2 separate regions of the Mus musculus genome follow, and region 1 is linked to region 2. A link is a loop called in an ENCODE intact Hi-C map of the cell type or tissue named here. Cell type or tissue: heart. All regions are shown on one strand. Links, peaks and the distances in the headings refer to the core of each region. The heading gives the core; the rest is flanking DNA. Region 1 overlaps 9130204K15Rik (a long non-coding RNA gene). Region 2 holds the start of Mir193a (microRNA 193a).

Region 1 (12,300 bases), core at 2,611-10,610, 56 kb before region 2:
CTAGGCCATCTTTTGATATATATGCAGCTAGAGTCAAGAGCTCCGGGGTACTGGTTAGCTCATAATGTTGTTCCACCTATAGGGTTGCAGATCCCTTTAGCTCCTTGGCTACTTTCTCTAGCTCCTCCATTGGGAGCCCTAGACAATACTATTTTAAATTACATTTCTGTGTGAGTGTACACACAGTGCAGTTGTCCACTGAAGCGGGAGGCTGAAGTTAGAGGCAGTTGCAAGCTTCCACACTCGGATGCTGGAACCTGAAGGAACCTGAACTCAGGTCCTCTACAAGAGCTGCACTCACTCGTAACTGCTGAGCCATCTCTCTGGCCCTCTTTACCCATTTCTAAAACTTGTTCGTTCATATGACTTTGTAGGAAGGATTCTTGATATATTCTAGGTACTTCTTTCACGTGCTACAAATACTTCTCTAAAGAAGGCTGGGTGACAGAAGATATGAGTAGAGTCAGTCAAAGAACTGGGGCATACAGCCAGGAGGTGGTGGAGTACACCTTTAATCCCAGCACATAGGAGGCAGAGCCAGGCAGATCTCTGTGAGTTTGAGGCCAGCCTGGTCTACAGAATAAGTTCCAGAATATCTAAGGCTAGACAGTGAAACTTGTTTAGAAAATAAAAACCAACCAACCAACCAACAAACAAAAGAGCTGGGAAATACAGACAGCCGAAGCAGGGAGTCGGGAAGATAGGCAATGAGTGAGATTCGGCCAAGTATATACCGGAAGCTCCCGGGAGAGCAAGAAGGGGAGAGGGTCAAACTGCAGTCAGGTTTTTAATGCAGACTATGAGCTCAGTGTGCAAGGTGCTTACAGCCCAACAGCCTGTTAGGCGGTACAAAGGGCAAAGGTCTGTGGGAGTGTGTTCTGGCTCACACAGTCCTGCTTGTCGAGTGGAGTGGCTCAGGGTCATGTTGCAATACTGCTAGGTGACCCAAATCAGCCCTGCGGGGCAGAGGGAGGAGGAGGCACTAAGTAAACAGCCACTCCTGCCACTTGAGGTAGCTTGTTTCTGGCTCTCCACATGCCAGTTAGAGCCTCAAGGGGTCTGTAATTGAAGGCACTTGAGCCTGTAATCCTGAGTCTCTGCTCCCAGACTTGGCTGGACTGTGGGCAATGACACTACCTCTGGAGTGCTTCATCAGGAGGCCTGGCATGAGGTGGGGAGGCAGGCTCTGGGCTGCTGGGCAGGGAATGGGCAGATGGTGGAGACAGAAAAAAGAGCAGTACTGGTTATCTCACCTTCTTCTTGCCCGGGACACCGGGGCCAGCATCATGCACACCACCATAAGGCAGAAGGGATGAGAACAAGGCAGATCACTCCGGGACTGGAGGTGACAATCCCACTTTAGGATGTGAATAAAATGTTATATATATATAAATGTCCTCACTATAGCATCATTCAGACAGTCTTAACTTACACATGTATTTATTTGGGGTGTTTGGGTGTGGCACATGCCACAGCTCTCCTGTGATGGTCAGAGGACAAACTAGAAGAGACAGCTCTCTCCTTCCACCATGTGGGTTCCAGGAATCAAATTCAGGCTGTTAGGCTTAGCAACAACCATCTTTACCTATGAGCTATCTTGTAGAGCCACCCTTCAGGTAATTTTAAGAGCTATCTAATGGTGGAGGGCTTATTTAATTATGTGCATTTGTAAAATGGGATGTCTTAGAGATACATGAAACCTGGTGGAGACAGTTTACTGTTCACATACTGCTGTGTTCCTTTCCTATCTTAGTTAGGGTTTCCATTGCTGAGAAGAGACATCATGACCAAGTCAACTCTTATAAGGAACAACATTTAATTAGGGCTGGCTTACAGGTTCAAAGGTTCAGTCCATTATCATCATGGCACAAAGCATGGCTGCACAGATAGACATGGTATTGGAGGAGCAGAGTGTTCTACATCTGGATCCAAAGGCAGTCGGGAGAAGACTGACTTCCAGGCAGATAGGAGAAGGGTCTTGAAGCCCACCCCCACAGTGACACACGCTCTCCAACAAGGCCATACCCGCTGCAACATGCTCACACCTCCTAATAGTGCCACTCCCTGGGCCAAGCATATTCAAATTACCACATTCTAATCCCTGGCCCCCATGAGCTTGTTCAAACGCATGAGTATGCCATAGCATAATGCAAAATTCATTTATTCCAACTTCAAAAGTCCCATAGTATATAACAGTCTCAACAATGTTAGAAGTCCAAAGTTCAACATCTCTTCTGAGACTCATCTAATCACTTAACTGTAATTCCGTATAAAATCAAAATAAAAAAGCAGATCACATACCCTCCAATATTACAGGATATACATTATCATTTCAAAATGTCATAGAGAAGAATACTGAACCAAAGCAAGACCAAAAATCAGCCGGGCAAATTCCAAACTCCTTGTCTCCATGTCTGATGTCAAAGTGCTCTTCAGATCTCCAACTCCTTCCATCCTTGTTGACTGCTGTTGGCAGATCTGGCATTCAACGACAACAAACTTTGTTCTCTTGGGCTGGCTCCACTCCCTGTTATCAGCTTTTCCCAACAGGAATCCCACAGCTCTGGCATCTCTAACATCTTGGGGTATCCAAGACAACTTCAACTTCACAGCTCCTTGTTACGATGTCTGGGATCAACACATGATCTTCTGGGCAAATCCAAAGGGCTTGGGTCACTTCTCCAACTCTGCCCTCTGTAGTATTTCAAGGCCAAAGTAGACCTTGGAGCACTACAGAGGGCAGCTCCACTCTACTGCTGCTGCTATTCTTGGTGATCATCCCATGGTACTGGCATCTCTAGTTCACTGGGGTCTTCTGCTGCAACTAGGCTTTATCAATAGCCTCTCATAGGCTTTTTTCATGGTGTCAAGCCCTTCAATCCTGGGCCATCAACTGCAACTGAAGCTGCACCTTCACCAATGGTCTTCCCTGGACTCTCACTGTTCCAAGCCTCAGCTGCTCTCCATGACCCCTTCATACTGTCAAAACCAGTTCCACTTGGATGATTTTACATGTCAAATCCTGCTTGGTGTAAGGGATGGAATGAAATGGTCTCTGCCCCTGGAACAGAGCCAGCAAGGCATGGGCCTCCACCAATGTTGATGGTCATTGCTATTGGCATAAGACTTGTGGTATGATAATACATATTTTCATGTTCCTCCTTCTAGGAATGTCCTCTCTGACAAGGCAAATGACTCCATGATAATCAGAGACAGCACAAGTCCAGGAGTCGAGGGTATGGCTAATGTCTCAACAAAATGGTAAATGCTGAGACCTTCAGGACAGCCCTCAAGGCTGTGGGAAAGAACTCTAAAAACATGAGTTCAAAAATATATAACTTTTCAACTATGCAAAATATAAGGATGGAATATGAATTGTATAAGGAGATTCACAGATCTAAAAGAGTGCAGAGGCAGCTGCTTTGTCAACCAGCTTGTCAGAAAGATACAAAGGCAAACATACAAAGGCAGACAGATTCCTGAGCTCAAGGTCAGCCTGGGACAGAGCTAATTTAGGTCCAGGTTTGTTTGGAATGGTAACCTCAGGACAGGATCCCATCCAGCTAAGTTTACAAAGGCAGGCAGATCTCTGAATTCTTTTTGCAATGTTAAAAAATATATATATACTTGCTGTCCTTTTCCTAAGTGTCAAGGTTAACTCCTTGGAATACTTTCTAAAAGGATTTCTGATCTTGATTGGAAATCCCAAGACTTATTTAGCTAACACAGCTCTTTTAGTTTTCTAGGAGCTATCCAGAGAGAAAGCTGACTGAAGAGAAAACACAGCTCTTTTAGAATGTTTTCTGGTTTTCTGATTTTGATGAGAAAAACCAAGATTACTTTTAGAATTTTCTGACTGAGTTGGAAAAACCAAGAAATTTTATAGCAGCTTTTCTGACTTTGGTTGGAAAATCCATGAGCTATCCAGAGAGCTTTTAGGAACTTTTTCTAGCAAGAGAGAGCTGTCTCTGTAGACTACAGAGCCCTGAGCTATCTAAATAGACCTGTCCAGGGGGCCATCTCAAGCAGAACACAGGCCATCAGCTTGGACCCATGGTTTGACTTGGAGTTATTTGTTTTGTTGCTCCCAGACACCTCTTCTCTCAGGAACTCCTTTCCAAGCTGAGGCTAGTCCCTGGTACGCACATCTTTCCAAGTTCAGCTGCAGCATGAGGTACAACCTTGGCTATCTCTGGAACACAGCTTCTTTGTGCTCTCAGAAAACACTTCTCAGATTTTATTTCAGTTATGCTGGTCTCTTAATCACTGCTAATTTCTTAGTTCAGTTAACTAGCATCAGTTGTCCCAGTAGTTCCTTTTATTCTCTACTCTAAGCTAGAGCTACTGGGCCAAAGCTGCTGAGTTCTGCTGCTTGTTGAGTCTGGAACATTCTCCCCCAACTCTCTCCCCACCCTACCCACACCTTGTTCTATTACATCATCTCCAGCTTTGTATTTTCCAACTCCTTCATGCCTAAGTGTAGCTGTCCTGGAACTTGCTCTGTAGACTGACTTGAACCCAGAGATCTGTATGCCTGTCTCCTGAGTGCTGAGATTAAAGGCTTACACCACTATGCCTGGACTTTAGCTTTTTTCCCCCTGGAACTTGCTTTGCATCAGGCTAGCCTTGAACTCAGAGATCTGCTTGCCTCTGTCTCCTAAGATTAAAAGTATGTACCACCATGCCTAGACCTAAGCTTTTAAAAAAGATCTTAAGTTGAAAAACAAGAATAGCCATCATAATCTGTCCCTTCTCAACTTGACACACAATCATATCTCATGTCCAAATGAAAATAATAATCAGGCCATCATAATATCTAACATGATATAAATCTCCCTCATACAACTGCAAATTATTGAGTTTAGCTGGGTGGGATCTTGCTCTAAGATCCTCACTCCCTTAATTCCATTTAATATTCTTGAACACAGGATTTAGCTTCACTCCACTTCCTGATGCCCCTTTACTCTTTGAGCCATACATTTTGTATTTTTCCTTTCTAAGATTTCTGTGCTTGATCAAAATGTTCTTCATGAGAGTAAACCAGAAAGGAAAATCTGTGCTGGGTTTTTTATTTAAAAAAATATTTATTTATTTATTTATTTATTTATGCATGTACATTTATTTATGCATGTACATTTATTTATGCATGTACACTGTAGCTGTACAGATGTTTGTGAGCCATCATGTGGTTGCTGGGAATTGAATTCAGGACCTCTGCTCACTCTGGCCCCACGCGCTCCAGTTGGCCCTCCTTGCTCCTACCCAAAGATTTATTATTATATCTAAGTACACTGTAGCTGTCTTCAGACACACCAGAAAAGGGTGTCATATTTCATTACAGATGGTTGTGAGCCACCATGTGGGACCTTCGGAAGAGCGGTCAGTGATCTTAACCACTGTGCTGGGCTTTTCTTGAGACATCCTTTGTCAACGCAATTAATATAAATTCTCTTTAGCTTCAGGCAGACTCTCTAGACAAGGGCAAAAGGCAGCAACATTCTTCACCAAAACATCATAAGAATGATCTCCAAATTTCAAATTACCCTCAGCACCAATGTCTTCCATGTTCCTACTAGGTTAACCCATTAAGTCCCACTTTAAAAAGAAAAGAAAAGAAGAGAAAAGAGAGAAGAGAAGAGAAGAGAAGAGAAAAAATAAAAGAAAAGAAAAGAAAAGAAAAGAAAAGAAAAGAAAAGAAAAGAGAAAAAAGCATTTTGTGGCTTTTCAAATCCAAAGTCCCAAAGTCCACATTCCTCTAAACCAAAAATATGGTCAGGCCTATTACTGCAATACCCCGGTCCCTGGTACCAACTTCTGTCTTAGGATCTCCATTGCTGAGAAGAGACATCATGATCAAGGCAACTTTCATAAGGGACAACATTTAATTGGAGCTGATTTACAGATTCAATCCATTATCATCATGGCAGGAAGTATGGCAGTGTCCAGGCAGTCGTGGTGTTGGAGAAGGAGCCAGGAGTCATACATCTTGATCTGAAGGAGTCAGGAGAAGACTGGCTTCCAGGCAGATAGGAGGAGGGTCTCAAAACCCACAAAGTGACACACTTCCTCCAATGAGGCCACACCTACTCCAATAAGGCCCCACCTCCTAATAGTGCCACTCCCTGGGCCAAGCATATTCAAACCACCACATTCCCTAAATGTAATACCCACCCACTTTATACACACACACACACACACACACACACACACACACACACACAAATGCACTTTAGTAAGATGACCCTCTCAAGCTAGTTATATGATGGGCACCTGTAATCGCAATACTTGGGAGGCAGAGGCAGGAAAATTGAGAGTTTGAAGCCAGCCTAAACTATGTAATAAGATTCTACACCACCCCCCAAAGAAGCCAGGTGACACAGCTGTAGTTCCAGTACCTGGGGAGAACAGAAGTGAGGCAGGAGGTTCAAGGGCAGCCCCAACTACGTAGTAAACCCTAGTCTTTTTAATTCTATTAATCTGTTCATTAGTAGAAAATACCATCAAATGCTTTTAATCTATATATGTCTATTACTTTAAGTTACATAGAGGAAAAATAACCATAACTAAATTATGTGTAGTTAAAGACATCTTAATATTATCATCCAGACACTTTCTGTGTGTGTGTGTGTGTGTGTGTGTGTGTGTGTGTATGTGTGTGCACATGTGTGGAGGCCAGAGGTCAGTGCTGGGTGTCCTCTTCAATTCCTCCATTTTATTCCTTGAGACAGTGCCTCTTACTGATGCTAGAGATTGTCAGTTTGCAGCTAGAGGGGCTGACAGTGATGTATAGAAAGTATTTACAGACAATGTTTCTAATCTGGAAATAATGAGCCTTATGGGGACCAGACACCTGGATTCTCATGGTTCCCTCTGAGAGTTTCTTTCCTCCATGTCAACAAAAGGAGCTGGTCCTTTTGTTCCCTTAACAGGAGAGAAAGCCCCAGCATGTACAGGATAACCAGGGTGTCTCCAGGGACAAACTGGCCACCGATCTGCAGCCTACATGGAAATTCCCCTTGAACCATGAGGAAGAGATTTCTTAATACAAACAAAACATCCTCATGACTAAAAGGCTCCAGACCCCACCAACAATGTGGTCAAATGCCTGCTCTTGTCTCTGCCCTTCCAATTAAGACTTGCCCCTGAGAGCATTCTCAGTTGGATTTGCTCCCTGCACATCTGCCCTCCGACAGTCACCTCTACCATCAGCCTAAGCTAGTGTTTGTGTCCTGGGTCAGGGGTCAGAATTTGCAAGAGGAAACCCACCCATGTATTCTTTTGTGTTTTCTCAGTTATTTGAATTAAAATCATTGTTACTATTGTTGGGGGACACACTAAGAATATGTGGGTACAGAAACACAGATGCCCAGCACACGTGTGGAGGTCAGAGGACAACTCTCAGGAGTTGCTTCTTTCCTTCCACTGTGGTAACCAGGGAAGGAGCACAGGTGGTCAGGTGTGTACAGCGAGCGCTTCATCTACTGAGCCGCCTTACCAGACACTAGGCTTAGAAGGTCCTTCCCTACCTGGGGAATTTAGCAAGTATTTTTTAAATTGTCAGCTGATTCTATTGTATTTGGACTTCTTCCTCATAGAGACACGGAGGGAAACTTTGCTTTTTTTTTTTTTTCCTACCACCCCCGGTCTTTTGGCTGCCTTGTAAAGTGCAGTAACATAAGACAGATGCACAAAGAGAAAGCAATCCGGTTACACGTATACTCAATAAGAGACCTGCAGAAACAATGACTCAAAGAACTAGCTGGGGGGACTGAAGTTTGAGGTGCTATCCATTCGTGAAAGGGATAGGGGTTAGTGGATGGTCAGGGACGTGGAGACAGGTGTAGGAAGGGACAATGGAAGGCCTTCTGGTGAATAATATTGTCCCATTAAGCAAATAGAAGTGTCCTGTGATGAGATTCGGGTAAGTTTATTACTGAAAATTCCCTTTACTAACATGAGTTTCCCCTACACGAAGGCAAATGAAGGCTTTCTTTTGGATGGAGGAGGAGAAAAAGAGCTTTCTGACTCTGTTCTTGGTTTCTTTTAGTTAAAAAAACAGTCACTATGCCAGAGGGGCATATTTGGAGTGACATTTTCTGAATCCCTTTAAGGGACCTGATAATTTAAAAAATTAAGCCAAATAAGTGAACAGTGTCATGTTAGTAAATGGTGAATGATAATCAGGGGAGGAGGAGGAGGAGGAGGAGGAGGAGGAGGAGGGAGCGGAGGATCCGTCCACACAGGAAGCATTAAGACATCCACAGAGGTGCAGCTGCTGGACACATGGCTCTGTTTGGGACATCCTGCTCTGTGTCCTGCCTTACAGAATGGATCCAGGCCAGGCGGCTTTCTTTGGTGAAGTGTTGGCTTACCCTGAAGGCCAGCTCTCCTCCGTCCACCTCAATCTCCCAGGAGCTCACTTAGATGGAAGAGAGATGAGCTTGTCCCACTGTTTCTGCACCTACATCCTCTTCTAGACCGCTGTTCCGGATCTCTTCTAGGTCTGTTCATGTCTCTATTGTAGCTCCCTCCTCTGAGAAATTTGCCCCACCTCCACCCTACCCCAATGTTACTGTGACTGAATGAGCCCTGTTGTGTTATTGATCTGAAGCTTCGCTTTATTGGATTTTGAAATTGCTTACCTAAACACCTGCCTTGACTGGTGACCCTAATCACAGCACCTAAAAGAGTTCAGCCTGCTCCCAGGAACCCTGAGTTTTCTGCAGCCAGCCATCTACAGAGATACCCTGGGCAGCTTGCTGATTCTTCTCTGACATTCAGAGGCTAAAGGCTCAGCGCTTGTTGGCTGCCTCCTCTTGACAGGCTCCACCTTTTCTATAGAATTTTAACTGGTCTCTCAACACAAGTCTGCGATACAGTATCTCACACCCAGGGCCACCCAGGGCCACCCAGGGCCACCCAGGGCCACCCAGGGCCACCCAGGGCCACCCAGGCAAGAACAAGATCTTTCAGTGTGACACAGAGGTTGCCTCAGAACCCTGGCAGTGTGAGCTGCTCATCAGGGTGGATAGCATTGTCATCATAGGTATCAGGGTTTGGGGAGTTGAGAGATGAAGCAATGGACAGAAATGGTGTGTGTGTGTATGTGTGTATGTACACATACATGCATGTATGCATTCAAAGCCTCCTCATGTCAGAGACCTTGGCCTCTCTGGCCTGCCAGATTGTGGTTATGATGTGAGAGCTTCATCTGGTGACCTCAGGGAGGTTCATGCAAGTGGCAGGATGTGGGGGATAGGTTTCTGCACACTGTAGCTCTGAGGGACATGCCGGTTGCCACTTTGGCCTTTAATATGTTGCCTTTATTTATTTATTTTTCCAAGACAGGGTTTTTCTGTGTGGCTCTGGCTGTCCTGGAACTCACTCTGTAGATCAGGCTGTCCTTGAATTCACAGATATCTGCTTGCCTTTGCTTCCCTAATGCTGAGTTTAAAATCATGAGACTAGTCCATAATACCACCTAGTCTCTAGACACTGGTTTTCTGATCTCCTCCTCCTCTCTTCTTCCTCCTCCATCATCATATCAGCCCTGGAATTTATAGCTTCACACATGCTGAATGAATGTTTTACCACTGAGTTAGAGCCACAACCTGCTTTTCACTTTAGATTTTGAGACAGGCTCTCACAAAGTCACCCAGGAGTGGCCTGAAAGTCACTCTGCAGCCCAGGCAGGCCTTGAACTTTCCATACTCCTGCCTTGGCCTCCAGAAGAGCTGGGGTTGGAGGTGAGTCCCACCAGGCCTGGCCAGCCTGCTTTCTGAATCAGCATGTCTGCACCTAGCACATCTCCCAGCTCCCAGAGGCTAGAAGCTAACACCGCCCAGAGCGCCCCACTCCCCATCTCACCATCTCCTCACCATCCTCAGGTCCTCAGAACAGACCATCATGTAGATTGTTGTCCACTGATGCTCAGAGGTTCTTACTTATAATCTACCTAGACAATCTGTGTATATGGTCACTCTGGCAACTCCCCCTCTATTGTGAGACATTGGGGTGGATTCTCTGCATAGTGTGTTTCTGGGGCGAGTGAGGTTCTGTACTTGATTTCTGTGCCTTAAACCCATGAGGATCAAGAAAGAGGAAAATAGGAAGTGAAGAGAGACAAAGGTCCTGGAGGAGCAGATGTGGGAAAGGAATCCTGCCTGCAGCCGACATCTGCTTCCCTCGTTTTCAGTCCTAGCCACAAGCTGGGCTGATGGAGGACTCTGACTAGCTCTTGGGACCACAGTCAGATGCCACAGAGCTGAGCCCTTCTTAGCCTCTTGCCAAGAGCATCTGTGGGTGAGCTTGTATCATGTGCTCTATGCCTGGCAGTGTCTGGTGTCCAGTGGTGCCAGCTGTTATGAACGACTGGCTCCTTGTCATGCCCCTCATCACCCCAGGGAACACAGGCACTTGCCTATCATCTCTGAAACAAAGCTATGACACTTATTTGTCATTCCTAGATGACACTTTCAGAGCCAACCTATGACTCATTACCCTCTTTCCTTCCACTAACATGTCCAGTCACACTCCAGATAAAGACTACTTCCTTCACCTGGGTCCCAGGACATCTAGGGCAGAGCCTCCAGCTGCAATGTGCAGGGGCTGACAGCAGGAATAGCAGCAGGCCTTCTACCTGAAGCCACTGCAACTGGGACTGTGCCCTTACTGAAGTCTTGCCTGCCCTAGCCTCACCAATTGACACTAGCTTGAAGGTAGAGGTTGTTTCCCTTCCAAACATCAGTGGATCCCAGGTTAATTTCCATTTGTAGCAATTGTCTACTATTCTTCCAGAAAAATTATTGAACTATGCCAAGTTTATAAAAGCTCTCACTTGTACCACAGCCCAAACAATACTTGGTATGCTCAGCCCTCTGAACCTATACATGTGTGAAATGGACCCCATTGGGGAAGGCTCCAAGTAAGCCCTGCCCACCTAAGAAATTCTTCCCTAATTTATACCCATCTTTGGGTACTGTATTGGGTTTTACTGCCATGAACAGACACCGTGACCATGGCAAGTCTTATAAAGGACAAAATTTAATTGTGGCTGGCTTACAGGTTCAGAGGTTCAGTCCAGTACCATCAAGGTGGGAGTATGACAGCATCCAGGCAGGCATGGTGCAAGCCTACATCTTCATCTGAAGGCTGCTAATAGAAGACTTCCAAGCAGCTAGGATGAGAGTCTTAAGCCCACGCCCACAGTGTCACACCTACTCCAACAAGGCCACACCTCCTAATAGTGCCACTCCCTGGGCCAAGCATATTCAAACCATCACAGGTACTATTCCGTGGCATTCATTGATTCCCTTTACAAAACTGCTGATCTGGGGCCCAGTGGGAAAACCCAGTGTGACCAGGGCCTTTCTGCCAAGCCTGACAGGCTGAGTTCAAACTCTGGGACCCACATGGTGGAAGGAGAGCATCGACTCCTGGGAGCCATCCTGTGACCTGCACACATGCATGCCTTGACACACATCGCACACACACCCATGTGCACACATACACAAATGTAATTTTTAAACTCACACCTCTGACACGTCTCTAATCACGAGGACTCGTTTCTTTGTTCATTTTGGGCTTTAATCCCATCTCTGGAAACGGCTTCTTCAGGCTGACGATTATTCTGAAAGCAGAAGCAAAACAAGAACCGAGTGGTTCCGCCACTGTGCCTGCCCAGCTCGCTGCACGTGCTTAAATTCCATGCGTGTGAAGCACAAAACAAGACAAAACTGGACTACACTCAGGGATAGATTCTTAGTGGGCAAAACCAGAAAGACAGGCAAGGAAGTAGGAGGCTGAGGAAGCTAGGGATTCGCCTCTCAGCTCCCACATGGCAGCTCAAACTGTCTTTAAGTCCAGTCCCAAGAGATCCAATGCTCTCTTATGGTCTCTGTTGGTACTGCACACATGTGGTGCAGAGATATACATTCAGGCAAAACACCCATACACATAAAATGGAAATAAATAAGATAAAGAAATGACTGGTATTAAGACCAGCCATGGGCAGGGATGACCAGGCAGAGGCAGATGGCTAGATCTTACTCTTTCTCTTCCTTGATGTTTATGGATGGGAGGGGGGGTTGCTTTATGCTAACTCACAAAGATGTGGCTTTCCTCTTTCCTCTTTGTGTGTCCATGCTATATTTTAAAAAGAAATTTTAAAATGTTATTCTAGGAATTGAGGGGATAGCTAGTTGGTAAAGAGTGTGTTATATAGGTTTACTGGAGACTAGCCAGGAATGGGGGAGAGCCCTGTCTTAAAACACACAAACACACACACACACACACACACAC
Region 2 (12,300 bases), core at 1,690-9,689:
CGGTTAAGAGCACTGACTGCTCTTCCAGAGGTCCTGAGTTCAAACCCCAGCAACCACATGGTGGCTCACAACCATCTGTAATGAGATCTGGTGCCCTCTTCTGGTGTGTCTGAAGATAGCTATACTGTACTTACACATAATAAATAAATCTTAAAAAAAAAAAAAAAAAAAAAAAAAAAACCATAGCAAACTATTTTGTTCCCCTATTGAGCATGCTGAACTTGCCATGAAGCCAGTAGGAGGAAGCCATCCTGGAGCCACCAGAGAGATTGGGATCTTTCTCCTGGGACTTTTCAGGACTTGTATTACGGTCAGAGGTGGAAGGGTCTTCAAGCTGTCCAGGCTGATTGCTCTGCAGAACAGTGCACAGTGGCCGCCATGCGTTACAAGCTGGGGTTCCTTTGAGGTCTGCCCTGGCAAATTCAGGCCTCTCAGCTCCTGTGCTCTCACTCAGGCTTGCTGCCTCCCCACCGGGGAGCTACCCCCAGAAGGCCAGGGAATTGGCTAGGAGACCCTGGGAGGAGACTTTCTTCTGCTTTGGATCGCAGCCTCACCCTTCCTCTCACGTGCTCCCAGGGCTGGCAGAAAGGCCAGGGTGAGCAGTGGGGGAACCAGAGCTTCCCCACAGATGCTCCAGCAACCACTAAACAGCAACGAGAGCTGGTAAGACCGAAGTCAAGTCCTCTGCTACCAAGCCTGGTAATTTGATTTCAATCCTTGGGATCCACGTGGTAGAAGGTATACATGCATATACATGGATATGTATACAGGTATATGTGCATATACATGCATATGTATACAGGTATACATGCATATACATACAGATAAATAAATAAACAAAATATGCTAAACATTTCTAAAACAAACAAACAAACAAAATGAAGGAGCAAGCCTGGGGCAGGAGAAGGGCTCCAGATATTACCCCCAGCTTTTGATCATGAAGTTACCACCATTCCCGGTGTACTTCCCCAAGGACACCAAATAACTTCCCCAAGGCCATATGTGTCAGCAAACAACAGTCAGTATGAGAACCTGCCAGACTCAAAAGCACAAGGTCTCAGTCACACGGCACCCTTCTCAACCAACAGATATAAGCATGGAGATTCAAATACGAGCGGGGCACATGGCCACACCACCATGGACACCTCCACACTCACAGTGTGCATGTGTGTGTGTGGGTGTGTAGCATGGATCTCTCATGGGCGAGCTGCTAAGTTGTGCCAGCCACTGTACACAGTTGAAAATATAAACCTCACCACACCCTCCCAAAGTAAAAAATCACAACCCTCGATTCACAAAGGAGAAATTGGGGAAGAGTCAAGTCACCTAGGTCACCCTGCCGTGTGCCTCGGTGGCCTTTAGAAGTTAAAATGACCCCTCCCTTCCTGCTATAACTCTCTTGTAGGGACTTATCACAGATCAGGAGCTCCGTGCTTTTGTGCAAAAGTCCTGACACTAGCCAAATATTTACCAGCCTTCCAGAAGGCAGCAGAGCCGGAGACAGGGAATCAACCCAATGAGGTAAGGAGGGCCAAGCAGTTGCTAGATAAAGGCGGTACAGGCACAGGGGCAGAAAGCCACCACCCTGGAGAACTCGACAACTTCACTTTGGACAAAGAGGCAGTGAAGACAGCCCAGGAAGACACTCGAGAGGGCAGGGCGGGCAGCGGTGAAACAAACCAAGCCTTTCTAAGTATTAGCCTTCTCAGGCTGGACGTGCAGCTTAGCAGTTACGGGCCCCGGCTGTCCTTCCCAGCACCCACAAAGCATCTCACAATCATGTGGCCCTCCAGACACACCCTCTTCTGGCCTCCTCGGGCACCAGGCATGCATGTGATGCAGACATACATGTGGACAAAATACCTATGCACATAAGCAAAAAATAAAGCTTTCAAAGTTGCCAGGACTTGAAGGTAGAGGAGCAGAGAACTAGCTTCTCCACTATCACCCTTTATCATTCTTATCCTGCTAGGCAAAAATTGATCTTTAATCTTTAATAAGTTGAGATTTTATTTAAAAAAAAAACCTAGGAGGGTGAGGTTAATTATTCACAGGGTTGCAATTTACTTAAGAGCTGAGGGAACGAGTGTTTCCTCCCAGCAAGCAGTACCTGAATTCACACGGGTCTCCCTGGAGGTCTAGCTAAAATCTTTTCCCTCCTGTCAGCTTTCCACCTTGCCTTTAGCTGCTTCCTGAAGAAGGTTCCAGCACAAACAAGCCTGGCCATCCAGCCACATCCCCTTGAGAAGCCTGAAGGTGCCCATCTTCCAAGGATGGAATAGGGTGAGGTGCTGGGGCCAGGAAGGAGGAGTCTGCCAGGAGACACGGCAGAGCCGCAAAGTCCTCAAGTGAAGCATTTGCTTTTGCTAAATGCATTTGCTTATTTAAAAGCAGAAATCAGCTGCTAGAGGAGAGGCCAACCCAGCCTAATGCCTATCTCGGTCAATCTTCCTTCCTTCCTTCCTTCCTTCCTTCCTTCCTTCCTTCCTTCCTTCCTTCCAAAGGAGAGAAAAGAAAGGCAAAATTAAACAATTCACTTACCCTAAAGCAATGAAGGACCAAATCATTATCTAACTGAATCCCTAACAGCTGGCCACAGCCATGCCTGACTAGGAACTGCAGGTCCTGGATGCTAGGAGCTCCTGATTCCCAGTGACTTATGTCCCAGATTCCAAAGTTTGGCCCCTCCAGGGTGGGTGCCAAGCAGCCAGTCCGGCAAGCTTTTCTGCATCGCTCGGCTCCGGCTCACGTCTGTGGATGGTTTATGACTACACAATACTATGGAGATTTCCACTTCATTTACTTTTCGGGACTGATGTTGGGGGCTGGGACAACAGGATAAGCTGTTTTTTCCAGCCTGATTCTGCACCCCCAAAGAAAGCATTTTTCTTAATTAGGAACGAGGCTTCCAGAAGTGCCTTTTGTCCACTCCCTAAACAGTTGTCTCAAAATGGTCATCTATCAAGATGGTAGGAAATCTACACCCTGGTCAAAGAAACTCTTTTCTCCCATTCTTCAGGCACCAGTGTACTCCATCAACTAGAGCTAGCACAGACACAGCTCGGGCTATGATCCTTGCTGGGGCTCATCAGCCGGCCCGACACCACATTTCTGAGACTTCTCTCCACACCTGGCTCCCTCTCCTGTCCCTACTGCTACATGCCAGCAAGGGACAGGGACAGCAGCCCGAGTGTGATTTGCACAGGGACTACTTTGCACGTGGTTCACAAGCACGGGGAGCCGGGGGGGGGGGGAATACCTCTTATATGGTCTTTGTGCAACTTTGTACAAAGTGGTGGACCAACCTAGTTTCTCTGTCTCCAGCCTCCCAGCTTCTAGAAACCTCTCTCATTTCCTAATGCCAGGAAGAAGGGGGCAGGAGGTGCCCTATTGGTCAGCTTGCCCTTCATACACGGAGTTCAAGTCTGCTAAGTGCTCCTAGAACAGTCACACAACACAAAATGACAAAAGGGACCAAGGTCAGGAACTCGAGATTTCAGGGCTTTGTATGGAATTTTGTGTGGGGGTGGGGGTGGTAAGCAAAGTTTTAAGAGCAATAGAACTGGGGGGGGGGGCTTTTTCAGCATAAAACTTGATGGGGGTCAGTAATGGGTTATTAAAGAGGGCAAAAGACTGGTTAGAGAAGTGTCCACAGACTCCACTTAGGACCTGGAGTTGGGCTCCGCATCGAGGCCACCTCCCCAGGAGTAAGTCCAGAAACCAGGCTCTAGCTTCCCCACCCCCAAACTCAAGGTTGGCGCCATACAGCAAGGCAGGCCGGTACAGAAGAAAAACGTCCTTTCTCCCCCACCCCAGGACATTCAAGCACGTTGCGGTTTCTCTGCCGAAGCAAGAGATTCCCCCCAAAACCGCACAGACATCCCGCGGCGCACGCCTTTCCAGTCGCTTCTATCCCGATGGACATGGGAGGGGGGGGCCCAGCCGGAGCGCACGAGGACCAAGAAGGGGCGGGCTGCGGGCGGCGAGGAGAGTGAAGAAAATGCCGGTCCTGGGGACCGAGGACTGGGACTTTGTAGGCCAGTTGAACTGACACTCTCATCTTGCCCGCAAAGACCCAGCTCTCAGCTCCCGTCCGTCTTGGAGTTCCGGATGCCGTGCGTCCCCCGACGACGGGCTGCCCAGGGCATGAGTCCCGCCGCCCGCTCTTGGCTCGAGGACAGTTTCTCAAAGAAGCCACCTGCCCCTCCCGGCCTCGGCCCCGAGGGCTCCAAAACCAGCCCTCGAAGGTTTACACGACGCGCAGCGCACCCTGACCGAGAGGGCAGTCTTGGAGACGCCGGGAGTGAGCGCCCCCGGACGCCCCCCGCCTCATATCCACCCGAGCGCAAGGGCTGCACGCCGAGAAACTTCCCAGCGCCCACACTCCGTGCCCGCGAGGCCCAGCGGTGCGCTGCCCGGTTACCTGCGCTCAGCTCGGCGAGGCGGGACCGAGCCGCGGCGACGCAGGCTGCTTCCTCCCGCACCGCGGCCGCAGCCCGCGCCACGTACCCCAATGTTCCCGCAGCTTCGTGCGCTCCCGGCCGAGGGTCCCCGGCCTCTCGAGACCTGCTCCGGGACCTAGGGATCGCCGCAGGGCCCCCGCCGCGCCCCGGAAGACATGTGCGCTGCTGCGGGGTCCCCGGAAAGTTGCGGGGCTCCTCTCGCTTGCTCTCTCGGCGCTATCTGGCTCCACGTGCTGGTGACACATCAGGAAGGCTGCGCGCCCCGCGGCTCCCGGAGGACCCACACGGCCAGCGCCCGCCCAGCGCAGCCTCCTCGAGCCCAGCGGACCGCGCTCCGCCCCGGTCCGCCCTCCGCCCGCCCCTCACCGGCGCCGCCCCCGGCCGAGACGCCGGCTCACGCTCACAATCTGGGCGGAAAGACCCTGGAGTGGGTTGGGGTGTCCCTCTCCAGAATCGCCCGGGGCAGAGGATCTGAGCCACCCGACTAGACAGTCTCAAGTGCCTTCCACCCAGTCACGCAGCCCTTCCTGCCCCCCGAGCCTCAGTAATTTTCCCCTTTCCTCCTCTGACCGGTCCGATCCGCTGCCGGGGCTTTCTCCCGTGAAGACCGGCGCCGGGAGCCCCCTGCCGGCCACCCTGCTCTCGGGCCGCGCGACTGTCGCGGAGCAGCGCCCTGCAGCACCCTGCAGCGGGCCTCGATCACCCTACCCGCAACCTAGGTCAGACCTGCCATTGAGGGCTTCTTGGCAACCCCAATAGATGATATATTTAAAGTACCCAGTGTAGTTCCCAGGGAGAGAACCTCTTGAAAACCTGGGTTCCTTTAAGGGTGGGACTGAGATGCTGCGATACAGATGGGAGTAACCGAAAACTGTAGAGGTGAAAGCCTAACCCGCTACCGGTTTCTCTCTTACCTCTCTGCCGGCGTACAAAGGGTTAATTGGATGTGTACCATCCTTAGGCTTCTACCAAAATAAATCAGCGGAAGATTGATTCCAGGGGCCCTAGAGAAGCCCAAATAACCACCGAGACTGAGTTCCCTAACTATCTTCAGGTGGAATCTTGCAATCATTTACTTAAAATACCGTGACATTGGCTACGTTCCTATCTCCTCTTTCCTGGCCCCACTATCCAATGCACGCTTTAAATCCTGTGGCGGGGCTGAGCGCTTGTGACACTCAGATTCCCCGATTAGGACAGACAGATGCGCTGAGGCAGGTGCTCAAAAGACAACAGCTCTGAAAAAGCTTGAGGGCAGAAGGCTCCATGCCCTTAAAGGAGATGGGTGCAGGCTTCAGGCTTCTGTAATCCCTACTATTTCAGAGCCCGGGGCAGAAAGGAGGATGCCCTGGTGAGGATACCCTGGCGTGGCCCGTGATGCTGCCTTTTATTGATGTCTGACAGACCCTTTGGATCTGTGAGATTCAGGAGCCTAGAGGAGCCAGTGTCCTGGAGGGATAAAAGAACAGGGATGTAATGGGTTTACCCAGACACCGAATCCGGAGAAACCCTCCAGAGGTTAAGATTTGCTACTTGGCACCTCCTCCTGCTATCCCCTGCCCACATCAAAGGACATGGCTGGGGGAGGGGGGCTAATCCCATCAATGGAATCAAAGGTGGTCAAGAAAGGAAATTCTGCAAATTTGGGGTAGCCACAGGCAGGTTGCAAGGCCACATTACACTAGAGAAGGACGGTTACTAGGGCTCTGGCCTTCTCCTTACATGACAAATGCCTCCTCTCCGTCACTAGCTAGTCCATAAACAGACAGAATCCCTTGCTTCTTGGGGTGGCCCTGTAGGGAAGATGAGCACAGGCACTGGTCAAGCCAGACAGTGGGACTGGTCCTGCCTCCAGGGCCAGAAAGGGACCCAGCGAAAGGAAGGATTCCTGAAAGGTTGTCACAGTCTATTGGCTCCATCTTGCAAGGGCTCCTGATGCCCCAGCACATCCCAAGGCAAATGCTAATGTGGGCTACAGATAGGAAGGAGCATTTCCCAAACCTTGATAGGTTATTAAAAACAAAAAAACAAAAAAACAAAAAAAAAACACTTTAGAGTGTTAGTAAAAAAAACAGCAGCTAACAGTTTAAAATCTAATTGTTTTAAGTATTGCTGTCACCTGGTGTTCAGAGAGAACAAAGAGTTACAAAGAACCTATAGCCATGGGCAGCATGGGGTTCACACACCCCTCATATATAGCAGTTTACCTTGATGTCTTCTCTTAGCCCAGATAATTTTATGAGGGAGGAACACCAGGGAGGGGCCGTTTACTGCAGGAAACGTCCCTAGGATCACTAGGTTTGTCTACGGGTGGAACCTTCTTCACTCCCCACCGCCCACGAAGACGTCCACAGGTGATTCCCTCCCCGTGGGCTTCAGTTCCCACATTGGCAAGGTGAGAGGTATTCCCCTCTGTGACTTCTCCCAGCTTGCCCGGACCCAGCTGCGGAAAGGGGAAGGACATTAGCACTGACTGCTACTTGATTTTGATGACCTTTGTCTATACAATGTCACTGTTGACCTGGGCACAGGAGTCTCTGAATGACTTTCTGTGGGCAGAGTAAGTGTTTGGAAGGTCCCAACGTCCTTGGTTGAGGGCCAAGCCTTTGGCCAGAGTTCTACAAGCCTCTTTTTTTGCTCTGCCATTTAGGATAGATTTATTTATTTACTTATTTTAATGGCATTGGGAATGGAACCAAGGGTCTCACTCTGGGTAGGCAAGTACTCTAGCACTGAGCTGTATCTTCGACCCTTAAAACATTTTTTTGAGACAAGGGTCTAAGTAAATTCCGTAGGCTGGCTTTGAGTATCTTTCTGTAGCTCAGGTAGTCGTGAACATTTAATCTTCCTGCTTCAGCTTCCTGAGTAACTGGAATTTCAAGCCTGTGCCACTAGGTCTCCTGTAGGTCTGGTTTGATTGACGTCTTTATTAAGCCTCCTCCCCCAGCCCCTGTGTGTATGTGCACGCACGTGCGTGTGCATGTGTGTGTGTGTGTGTGTGGTGTGTCAGTCATTGTGACCTATTACTTTTTAGGAAGGGTATACAACTATGCAACTATGCACAAGACTATCCTCTATCAGAGCTACCTGGTCTAAATCTAGCTCACATTCAGTGATTTGGGGGTGGGGGGGACAGGGGAGGGAGGCTTTGCCCAATCCACACCAGCCCCCACTCTTCCCAAGCATAGGACAAGAAGAACCTGTGTCTGGGCCTCTGGGGAATGCAGCCTTTGACAGTGCGTTGGCATCTCCTCTTTGGATAGTGTGGCTGATTCTGGTGATTTGGGGAAACTACTACCTAGTTTTCCTGTTGGGAAGCCGGGTGTAGTGGCACACGCCTTTAATCCCAGCACTCAGGAGGCAGAGGCAGGCAGATTTCTGAGTTTGAGGCCAGCCTGGTCTACAAAGTGAGCTCCAGGACAGCCAGGGCTACACAAAGAAACCCTGTCTCAAAACAAACAAACAAACAAACAAACAAACAAACAAAGTGTTGTTTATTAGACTGATACAGTGCCTGCTGGGCTCTCAACTAGCAAAGGAATAGATGCAAAAGTCAAGGAACAGGAGAGCAAGCTTTTCTAAGACATTTCTGCTCATCTTGTGGAGGGCTAAATTTGGGGGCTGGAGAAGGAGCCCAGGAGGTAGGCTTGTCAAACAGGAATAAAAGATGGATCTCCAATTCCACATAAAATCAGCTGTGGTGTCCACAATCCTAGTACTCGAGAGGTGGAGACAAGGAAGGTCATGAGTTCAAGGTCAGCCTCAGGCTTAAGGATAGTTTGGGATACAGGAGTCTCTGACTCAAAAAACAAACCACAAAGGACTTTGGGTAACCTTGAACTAATTCTCTTCCCTTGTCATTTTGGAGGCTATGAAATGACCTGATAGGCTGGTGGCTTTAGATTAGCTTTGTCCTCAAGGATGGCCTTGGACCTTCAGAGACTGCTACTATAACCATCTATAAAGAATAATTATATCTTTACTCAAAAATATATTTGTCCTGTAGGTTGTGAGGGTTGTCCAAAAGGGGAAGAGAAGCGCCTCTGCCTCCTTACACAGATGTTAGAGTCCGGTACTTCAAGGTCAAAGACCAAAAGGATAAAGACAAGTGTGGCAGCAGACGCCTGGAACTAGGAACTGAAAGCTCCCACTGGTTGACAGACTCCCGAAAGATTCATCTATTTTGAGATAGTCAAGAAGCCAGGATAGATGGCTCAGTGGTTAAGAACACTGACTGCTCTTCCAGAGGGCCTGCATTCAATTCTCAGTAACCACATGGTGGCTTCCAATCATCTATAATGGGATCTGATGCCCTCTTCTGGGCAGATAGAACACTCATATACATAAAGTAAATATTTTTAAATAGGCAAACAGATGCAAAAACAACAACAACAATAACAAAACAAACTGGGGAGGAGAAGGAGGTTCATTGAGAGCTCAGGCCAGTTAGACCCCAAGTCGACAAAATAAACAATCAGTACAGAAGCAAAGAAAATGGCTAGTGTTTATACAGTGGTGACTGGAAAGGGGACTAAAAGAGACTTCTGAAGTATCTGCTGAAAATCTCTGAATGGGCAGGGATCCCATGAAACTCAACATTCACCTGATTTGATTAGTTTAGGAATCTGGATTTCTTTGTACAATGAAAGATTCGAGAAGATGTCTCTCCAGGGCCAAGAGATTGGAGTAAAACTCACAGCAGGAGGCTTAAGAGGTACAGTTGCTAAATTCTGCTTTTTAGTCAAATAGTATTCTCTCACAGGAAGGAAGAGGGCTGGCAGTAAACTGGGTTGCTTTAAGTTTCCTGGAGATCGAGCTGCCCACAAACTATTATGGCTGTGCTGTGGCTCACACTGCAGTACAAACACTGGTTTGTTCTAGATCCTGACTGTGACACTCAGAGAGAGGACTGGAAGAGAAGCCTGCAGCTCTGGTCCTGCCATCAAGGAGGATTTTGACTGGTTTTAGGGGGTGGGAGTCATATAATTCTTACTATGGGCTCACAGTGGCTAAACCTGGTGGGACAGCGGGCAATCATAAAGAGGTTGTGGAGTCCTTGAGGTCCCTAGCTTATAGCTCTCAGGCAGGAACTGAGACTCTCAGGCCACAAAGCATTTGGAAAAGCCTTTTTCCTTTCCTTCTTTGACAGGGTCTCATGTAGTTAAGGGTGACCTTGAACTTGTGATATCCCTGCTGCTATCTCTGCAGAGCTAGGGTTACAGGTCTGCACCATTGTGCTGGGTTTAGGGGGCCCTAGAGATCAAATCCAGGGCTTTGTGCATTCTAGGCAAGTGCTCTACCAACTGAGTTCCCTCCCCAGCCCTGGGAAGCATTAATTAGCTTTGGAGTTTAGCAAGTGAAGCAATGGGAGCCCAGAGTCTATAAGGGATTCGTGCAGGTGACACCATAAACTCAGCAAAGCTCTGTCCGTGCCCTCCAGTACCCCCAGCCTGGTTAGACACAGCTAGCTTGCAGGGTAATTGCAAGAACTCTGTTCTCCACCTTGCTTTAGCTCTCCTCTGATCTCACAGACCTAGGCCCTGGGATCCATGCTTGACTCCTGCCTCTGGCTCTTCACCTTTTGGGAAGTTCACACTTCCCCAGTGTCTGTATGTTAACCCTTTCTGTACCTTGAACCTCTTCTGCTGCCTTTGTTTTGTCTCCTGGCCCTCACTCCTTTGGCGGCAGAATTCTCTGTGCCAGCTACTACAGAAAAGAGGAGCCCCACCTAGGGGTGCTTTCTCACCAGGAATGCACAGGGAGGGGCTGGAGTCAAGGCTGTATCCGAGAGTACAAGGCTCCTGTCCCCATCCTACCCCTAATGTCTAGACCTTCAGGCCATGGTATTGTCAGAGACAAATCCTCTTTGTATGTAGTAACAATTTTATGATGGCACGGACACCTTCCAAAGCCAAGTGTTTCTCCTTCAGGTATTGGGCTCTTACAATAAATATCTATATATACTCAGCTCACCCCGTGATCATCTAAGCAACAATACCTGGGGAGTGAAATATACTTTAAATTGGGGAGGGGTGGTGGGATGGGGGGGGGGGGAGTGACAGAGGGAGGAGCCACAGTAACAGAAGTATGAGTTAGAAATGAAGAGGTGGAGTTCTATTCATGAAATCAGAGTGATATGTTAAGTGTTACAACTGAAAATTACAGAATCTGGCATAAAACTCAAGGTTTTACTCTTGCGCTTGGGAGTCAGAAGTGGATGGACAGTTCAAAGGCAGCCCGGTCTACATAGGGAGCACCAGGATGGTTAAAGCTACATTGCCATGTGGTTAGACACTGTCTCCAAAACAAAAACATCCATCCAAACAAACAAACAAGAAAACAACGAAAAATTGCTACCCTTTAGTATAGTTTTGAAGAGAGAAGCTAGTTGGTGGTAAGCCAACCTCAGTAATCCCGGCAGGACACAGGAGACCATATCCTAAAACAACAAAAAAATGGGATCAGGAATCTGAAGCACTGGACGTCCTGTCACATGATATCTGGCTGTTTACCTTACAAAAGACTTGGAAGTGTCACAAATATGTGGGTCCTGATATAAAACGTCAAGGCTGTGAAAGGTGTGGGCGCCTGGGGGAGGGGAGGACAGTTGGCTGAGCAGGGGAAAGCGGCGACACGCACGCACGTTGTAGGGAAGGAAAGTTCACAGAGAAGGCTTGCCTTCGTCGCGGGATCCAGACCGGAGTTGAAGGGTAGAGGATGCAGGGAGTTCAGCAGCTGTGCGGGGCCTCTGGAAAGAGTTACAGTGCTCTGGCCACGAACCGGTAGAGGAGGGGCTGAACTCCTGAACAAAAACAAAAACAAACAAACAAAAGGGAGCTGAAAACAAGAAAATATCTCTTCCAAACGCAGGCACGGACGGGGTTCGAACCCGCGATCTTCGGTTTACGAGACCGACGCCTTACCACTTGGCCACCGCGCCTGACAGCCGAGCGGCTGGTGGAAGCTCTCAGTGGAGGGGAGGTGGTGCGGGTGGGGAGGCGGACAAGCCCCGCCCCTCGCTCAGGCCCCGCCCCCGCGCAAAGCCCGCCCACCGAGCGGCTCTGACTGACGGGTCCCGGCCTCCTTCCGCCCGGCGTCAGCTTAGCGGACAGTGCTGCGGGCGGGCGGGCGGAAGCCCTGAGGACACGGGAAAGCTTTGGCGGCCGCGGAGCCATCCTCTCCCCGCCCCGCTCGGGCCTCACACAGCCGGGAGAGGCCTCAGAGCTGTGCGTGAGGCCCGGCATGAGCGTGAGAGCGGGGAACCAGCTTGTGGACGGCGGGGACCCGGCACGGCGCGGAGGCCCGGGAGAATAACGGAGGCCAAGAGGGCGAGGCAGGAGGGCGAAACTACCGAGACGGAGGGCGGTCATCGGAGGGAGACGGGGATTGAGGGACAGACGGGACTTTAATTCGCTTTAGGTTTAGTTCTAGGCGAGGGATGGGTGAGGGGTTGGGGCGCTTCTCCCACTGTCTCCTCGGTCCTCCATTTCGTCGACGTTTACGTCGTCAGGTATTTACTGGAGACAGACTCCCAGGCTGACGTCAGACTCTCAACTCAGGATCCTTACTCCTCCATCTCCCAAGGGTTGGGATTTCAGGCGTGGGCCATGGCCCGTTTTACCGGATGCTGGAGATCGAACCCAGGATTTCGTGCGTGCTGAACTAACGTAACAGAGCTACAATCCTAGTTCCTAGATCTAGTATTTAAATTTGTAATTAAAAAAAAAAAAGTCTTTAAAGTTTTAGTAAGGAAATTAGGTCTCTGAATCCTATGGCCATGGCATCTGTTCCAGGAGAGAGGAGAGGGTGGCCCTCCCCATGGTGCAGGGCTGTGATG

What was found. Hi-C counts contacts between places; a loop is a spot of excess contacts. Peaks named below come from ENCODE experiments on the same cell type or tissue, not always from the same donor. Only the 100,000 strongest peaks of a DNase experiment are listed, where the experiment ranks them.
Region 1: it touches region 2 in a loop (1.8-fold over the local background); 6 of 42 quality-filtered maps call a loop at or near these places.

Annotation. Positions count from the first base shown.
Region 1 is chr11:79,760,298-79,772,597 of GRCm38, reverse strand. All of the region lies in intron 2 of 9130204K15Rik (a long non-coding RNA gene), which reads left to right. Among named protein-coding and RNA genes, the nearest start is that of 9130204K15Rik, 30 kb to the left of the region's middle. In heart, for the core only: no CTCF peak of the experiment used is centred there; no DNase peak of the experiment used is centred there; H3K27ac peaks cover 454 bases; H3K27me3 peaks cover 252 bases.
Region 2 is chr11:79,703,753-79,716,052 of GRCm38, reverse strand. Mir193a (microRNA 193a) reads right to left here and starts at 4,084; the gene lies at 4,019-4,084. It overlaps Gm11205 (a long non-coding RNA gene), which reads right to left and starts at 11,483. Exons shown (of 2, transcript XR_880034.1): 1 at 11,387-11,483; 2 at 11,039-11,265. n-TTcgt3 (a tRNA gene) reads right to left here and starts at 11,403; the gene lies at 11,332-11,403. In heart, for the core only: CTCF peaks have their summits at 5,096 (motif pointing left) and 8,783 (motif pointing left); DNase peaks (open chromatin) are centred at 4,122 and 4,902; H3K4me3 peaks cover 2,108 bases; H3K27ac peaks cover 1,723 bases; H3K27me3 peaks cover 4,075 bases.